2 separate regions of the Homo sapiens genome follow, and region 1 is linked to region 2. Evidence: chromatin loops called from intact Hi-C (ENCODE). Cell type or tissue: PC-9. All regions are shown on one strand. Each heading gives the region's core, and the rest is flanking DNA. Links, peaks and the distances in the headings are about the cores only.

Region 1 (2,902 bases), core at 111-2,610, 470 kb after region 2:
GTGCTTGACAAATCCAGTATTTATTGATTTGGAATTTCAAGTAAGTTTTTTGTTTTTAAGAGCACACAGGCATTTAAGCCCTTAAACCAGAAGTAGTGATAAATACTGCTGCTTTTTATTGAGGCTGAGTCTCCAACACCTAGGCTATAGTTGCAGTAGCGTGATCTCAGCTCACTGCAGCCTTGACCTCGGGCTCAAGTGATTCTTCCACATCAGCCTCCCAAGTAGCTAGGACTACAAGCCCATGGTACCACCATGGTGCCATGCCGGGCTAGTTTTCTGTTTTTTTTTTGTTTTGTAGAGATGGGGGTCTCTATGTTGCTCAGGCTGGTTTCAAACTCCCGGGCTCAAGCAGTCCACTCACCGTGGCTTCCCAAAAGGCTGGGAATACAGGGATGAGCCACCATGCCCAGCCAGTGGATGCTTCTGACATGTTATGTGCAAACAAAGCCAGACCTCTCGGGCCTCAGGTTTGCTTCCTGGGATGATCCTATTCTACTGAACTCACACTGATCCCTATAAAGCAAGCAGCAACATCACGCTTTTGGGAAAGGCCAATATGTTTTCCTGTCGATCATACCAATCCCAGGCGCCCTCCTAACAGGAGGGATCCAGACTATGGTGTCCATCACTGAGCATTCACCCAACAAAGCCACTTAAAAAAACAGCTCAGTAAACTAGATTCAGAAGTGATACTTGTTTGTAAGACCTATCCACATTACTCTGGCTTAAGAAGGCCTGAAAACCCAGAAAAACACCCAGCTATGGGTGAAAATACTTACAGGTGAATGTTTTAGTCTAGGATTAGCATTAAGATACTTCAGGAAAAAAATAATGGGGAGGATGAGACAAGAACAACAAACTCAAGACAGCTATGAGGAAATAACCATTACCCGTTAAGTTTTCCCTTTAATGACCATGAGGACAAAGTCATGACAATGCAGTCACCACCCACTTTTTGAAAAAAAAAAACAATGCCAATGTGGGAACCGACTGAGTCCCAAGCTTATCTACTGTAGGATCCAAGAGAGAGACAATCTCAGTGTTGGAGAATGCACTGAGAACATAGAGGAGAAGGCTACAAAGAACACTGAGTATACAAATGCATACAGATAGATGTGTATAGATATATATACACATAGATTTCCTGTCCGCTACAGAGGTCTAGAAACAATAACACCCCAGTAGCAGTAAGCCCTCAGAGCATTCAGATCTTGGTTTCTAAATGCTGTCTTCTAGTAGAGGGAACCAGGGCTCCTTAGGAAAATGGCTGAATCAGGCTAGGCGTGGTGGGTCACGCCTGTAATCTCAGCACTTTGGGGGGCTGAGGCGGGCGGATCATAAGGTGAGAAGTTCAAGACCAGCCTGGCCAATATGGTGAAACCCCATCTCTACTAAACATAAATACAAAAATTAGCCAGATGTGGTGTGCACACCTGTAGTCCCAGCTACTTGGGAGGCTGAGGCAGGAGAATCGCTTGAACCCACGAGGCGGAGGTTGCAGTGAGCTGAGATGGTGCCACTGCACTCCAGCCTGGGCGACAGAGTGAGACTCCATCTCAGAAAAAAAAAAAAAAAAGGCTGAATCAGGACTAGGGGAAGGAAAAGAACAAGATGAACCCCAAATATCTCAATGTGTCAAGTTAGTCTTCAAAAAATGATGGGGACAAATGACAGTTTTTGTGGACATAGAAAAGCCCATCCTAAAATTTATAAGGAATCCTAAGGGACCCTGAATAACCAAAAACAATCTTGAAAACTTAGCTGAAGGACTCATAGGTTAAGATTTCAAAATTTACTACAGTAATCAAATCAGTGTGGTACCAGCACAACAACAGACATATAGGAGGCTGGTTGCGGTGGTTCACGCCTGTAATCCCAGCACTTTGGAGGCTGAGGTGGGAGGATCACTTGAGCCCAGGAGTTCAAGACCAGCCTGAGCAACTTGGTAAAACCTTGTCTCTACAAAAAAAAAAAGAAAAAATCAGCCAGGCATGGTGACATGGTGACACACGCCTATAGTCCCAGCTACCTGGTAGGCTGTGAGCCAAGACTGCACCACTGCACTCCAGTCTGGGCAACAGAGTAAGACCCTGTCTCAAAAAAAAAAAAAGGCCAGGCGCGGTGGCTCACGCCTGTAATCCCAGCACTTTGGGAGACCGAGGCGGGTGGATCATGAGGTCAGGAGATCGAGACCATCCTGGCTAACAAGGTGAAACCCCGTCTCTACTAAAAATACAAAAAATTAGCCGGGCGCGGTGGCGGGCGCGGTGGCGGGCGCCTGTAGTCCCAGCTACTCGGGAGGCTGAGGCAGGAGAATGGCGTGAACCCGGGAAGCGGAGCTTGCAGTGAGCCGAGATTGCGCCACTGCAGTCCGCAGTCCGGCCTGGGCGACAGAGCGAGACTCCGTCTCAAAAAAAAAAAAAAAAAAAAAAAAAAAAATATATATATATATATATACACACACACACACACACACACACACACACACACACACACACACACACCCCCCCCCCCCCCAAAGGAAGAGAATCCAGAAGTCCTTCCATGTAATTTTTGACAAGGGTGCCAAGACCATTCAATGGGGGAGGGACAGTCTTTTCACAAATACTGTTGGGAAAACAGTGTGCACTTGCCAAGGAATGAAGCTGGACCCTTACCTAACACCATACACAAAATTAGCTTAAAATGGATGAAAGACCTAAATCTAAGACTAAAACTAAAACATGAGGCAAATCCGCAAATCTTCATGAGTTGGACTTAGCAATGTTTTCTTAAGTATGACACCAGAAACAGGCAACAAAAGAAAGTAATAGACAAACTAGACTTCATCAAAATTAAAACCTTTTTTGCATCAAAAGCTTTTCTGCAAAAAGCTTTTGCAGAATGAAAAAACAACTCA
Region 2 (2,902 bases), core at 130-2,629:
CTCTAGTCGGCACTCCACACTGTGGGCCCCCTGGGTGCCAGGTCCTGAGCGTGACTCTCCAGAGTGGATGTGAAATCATGGTGTGCTCTGTGGCTTGTCCTGCACTTTCAAGGGTCATAGAACCCATCTCTGCCTTAATTCACTGAGTGATCCTAGTAAAGTCACTGCCTCTCTTGCCTGGATCACCAACCAGGCTTCTAACTTAACCTTTTTGAGCCTAACACACTCAAATAAAAGTCCCCAATTCCTTCCTCAACCTCCCCCAGTCGGTCCCATGTCAGCAAATAGCACCAGCGTTCATTCGGTCATCCAAGATCCAAACCTTTGACTTCTCAGTTTCTCTCCCGCTCACCCTGGGCCTGGTCCATCACCAAGTCTGATGGGGTGACACTAAAACATCCTCCAGACCCACCCATCTCCCTCCAGCTTCCTGGCCACCACCCAGGTTCAAGGGTCCACCATCTCTTGTCAAGATGACACCAGGTTTCCCTTCTGCCACTCTCTGCCCCCAAACAATACATCCTACAAGTCATGTTTTGAAAACTTAACCCAAATTATATCACTCACCCAGCTCCAAGCCTCTGAACCCTCCACTGCTTCCAGATTAAAGTCTCAGGCCCTACAGAACTGGTCCCCACATCTCCCTAGCCCCTGCCGCTCCCCTCTGGTCACACCAGCCACTCTTCGGGGCCTTTGTACATGCTGGTCCCTCTACCCCGCACACTCTTCCTCACACTGTCTGCCTGGCTGGCTGAGGTCTCAGCTCAAGCGTCACCACCTCACACAGGCTGTCTCTGACAGAGAAGCTGCAGTGCCCGCCAAGCTTCCTGTAGAGATTGCCTTCTCCCCACCTTCCTTCCCTCCTCTGTCCTTTCTTCTTCTCAAGCTGCTTCCCCCAACTAGGAAGTCAGCTTCAGGCCCCCAGCTCCCAGCTCAGGGCCTGGCACATCGTGGTGTTTGGAGAATGAAGGAACTTGGCCCAGCATCCCCATGTGAGAAGAGGAAGGGGAGGGCTGAGTGTTCCCTGCTTCCTCCCTGGGCCCCAGGTTGTGCATTCTGAGAATCAAGTGATGGCCAATCTGTGCCAGGCAGGCGTCTTGTGCAGCAGCAGCCAGCAGAGGGCGCTCCAAGGCCAGGCCTCCCCACCAGCCAGCAGCAGGGGCTCCAGGAGCCAACCTCAGAGGCACTGGTGACTCTCAGGTCCTGGCCGGATGTCCAGCAGCATCCCTGGCTTCCACCACCCCACTCCCACCTCAGGCCCTCAGTTGTCACAACCAAAAACATCTCCAGACATTACCAAGTGTCCCCTAGTGGGGAAACTGCCCTGGGCTGAGAGCCGCTGGTCTGTAGCATGGATTCTGTTATCTGTGTGTGTGTGCCTCCCTCCCTCCCACTGGGACAGAAGATCCCTGGGTACAGGGACTCTGTTTTGTTCACTGCTGGACCTTCAGTGCCTATAAAACAGCACACAGGTGCTCAACAAATAGCTGCTGCGGGAATGACGAGGCCAGGGGGAGCCTGAGTAAGTGGGCAAGGGCTCCCTCGACCCGGCCTGGGCGGGCACCAGTGGGTGGGCCAGCGGGGCCGCCCTCCCGCCCCACTCACTCACCACTGTGGCTGGCGAGAGCAGGGACTGGCAGTGCAGCAGGACGCCCGTGGCCGCCACCTGCTCCAGCCACTTGCGGCTGGCGTCGCGGCTGCTCTCCTCGTACTCGCCATTGTTGTTGTAGCGGTAGCCCAGGGCCGCCAGCAGCTGCTTGGAGAAGGTGCACACGGCGGCCACCAGGGCCTGGCAGAAGATCGCGTCTCTGCGCAGCTGCAGCTCCGTGTCTGGGGGCAGAGGGCAGGAGGCCTTGCTGGAGGGGCGCTCCCGTGCCACCAGGAGGCCCACCCCCCAAAACCCTGGGTCCAGGACCCCTCATGGAACCCCCAGCAAAGGGCTAACATCAGGCCAGAAATTACTTTTTGGTGGACATCCCAGCCACCAAAAGCCAATTCCACAAAAATCAATTCTACGAAAAGCAAGCCCATTTGCCAAAACTGTTCTCTCAGTGACTCATCTGCCTGCTTTGAAAACCAAACAAACAAACAAACATCTTGTGATTTTCCTAAGGGTTTCCCAAGACCCTCACCCTCAGCCATTTCTCCTCTCATTATGGGATTCCTTGGCCTTGGCCAGTAGAATGCCAATGGTGCTAAGCTCTTCTGCCAAGCTGCACATGTTCAGAAATGCAGTTTAGCATTTTCTCTATTTTGGAGAACTATGCTTTCTTCCTTCCCCCACCTCTGCCCTTGCCCCTGTCCTTGACCTTGGCATGGTCTGAAGAACTGGCCAGTTTCAAGCAATTGGTCTCTCAGGGTCCCAATCTTCTGGAAGGAATTATTTCCAATGGCCGGCTTCTGGCCAGTGAGTTTTTTAGTGACCAAATTTGACCCAGATCCTGCAGTAGCACCCCCTTGGCTAATTTCTAGAAAGAAGGCAGGGATAGAGAAGGTCTCCAAGATTCTCCCGCTACCTCCTCCCCCTTCCTCTTCCCCACTCTCTGCTGGGTGGAAGCCCCCAGGCTGGGGCTGAAGGCTCTACCGGCACAAGGCCCCCTAACATCGTCCTCTATCCCGGGGCCCCGTCAACATCCACCCAGGCCTGGGCAGTGGCACAGGACAGGGCTCCTGGCTCCAGTGCCCTGAGACTTGTCCCTTGGACACAAGAGGAAGAAGCAAGTTTCAAGTAGCTCTTGGAGGGGCTCCAGGCCAAAGCGTTGCCTCCCCCCGTCCAGGCCCCGAGGGCATGGATGGTCGGCCTTGGGTGGTGGAAGAGGCCGGGTATGTGCCCCCCACACACCTTTAAAGGCCTCACCTGTGCACTTCAGCAAGGCCAGGAGCAGCTGGTTCTTCCCATCTG

What was found. Peaks named below come from ENCODE experiments on the same cell type or tissue, not always from the same donor. Only the 100,000 strongest peaks of a DNase experiment are listed, where the experiment ranks them.
Region 1: it touches region 2 in a loop (12-fold over the local background); 2 of 110 quality-filtered maps call a loop at or near these places.

Annotation. Positions count from the first base shown.
Region 1 is chr20:49,106,029-49,108,930 of GRCh38, forward strand. No RefSeq gene overlaps it. Among named protein-coding and RNA genes, the nearest start is that of CSE1L, 61 kb to the left of the region's middle. In PC-9, for the core only: no CTCF peak of the experiment used is centred there; no DNase peak of the experiment used is centred there; H3K27ac peaks cover 827 bases.
Region 2 is chr20:48,634,854-48,637,755 of GRCh38, forward strand. It overlaps PREX1 (phosphatidylinositol-3,4,5-trisphosphate dependent Rac exchange factor 1), which reads right to left. Exons shown (of 40, transcript NM_020820.4): 31 at 2,858-2,899; 32 at 1,610-1,830. Among named protein-coding and RNA genes, the nearest start is that of PREX1, 190 kb to the right of the region's middle. RefSeq lists an enhancer at 1,185-1,324. In PC-9, for the core only: CTCF peaks have their summits at 1,129 (motif pointing right) and 1,328 (motif pointing left); a DNase peak (open chromatin) is centred at 1,088.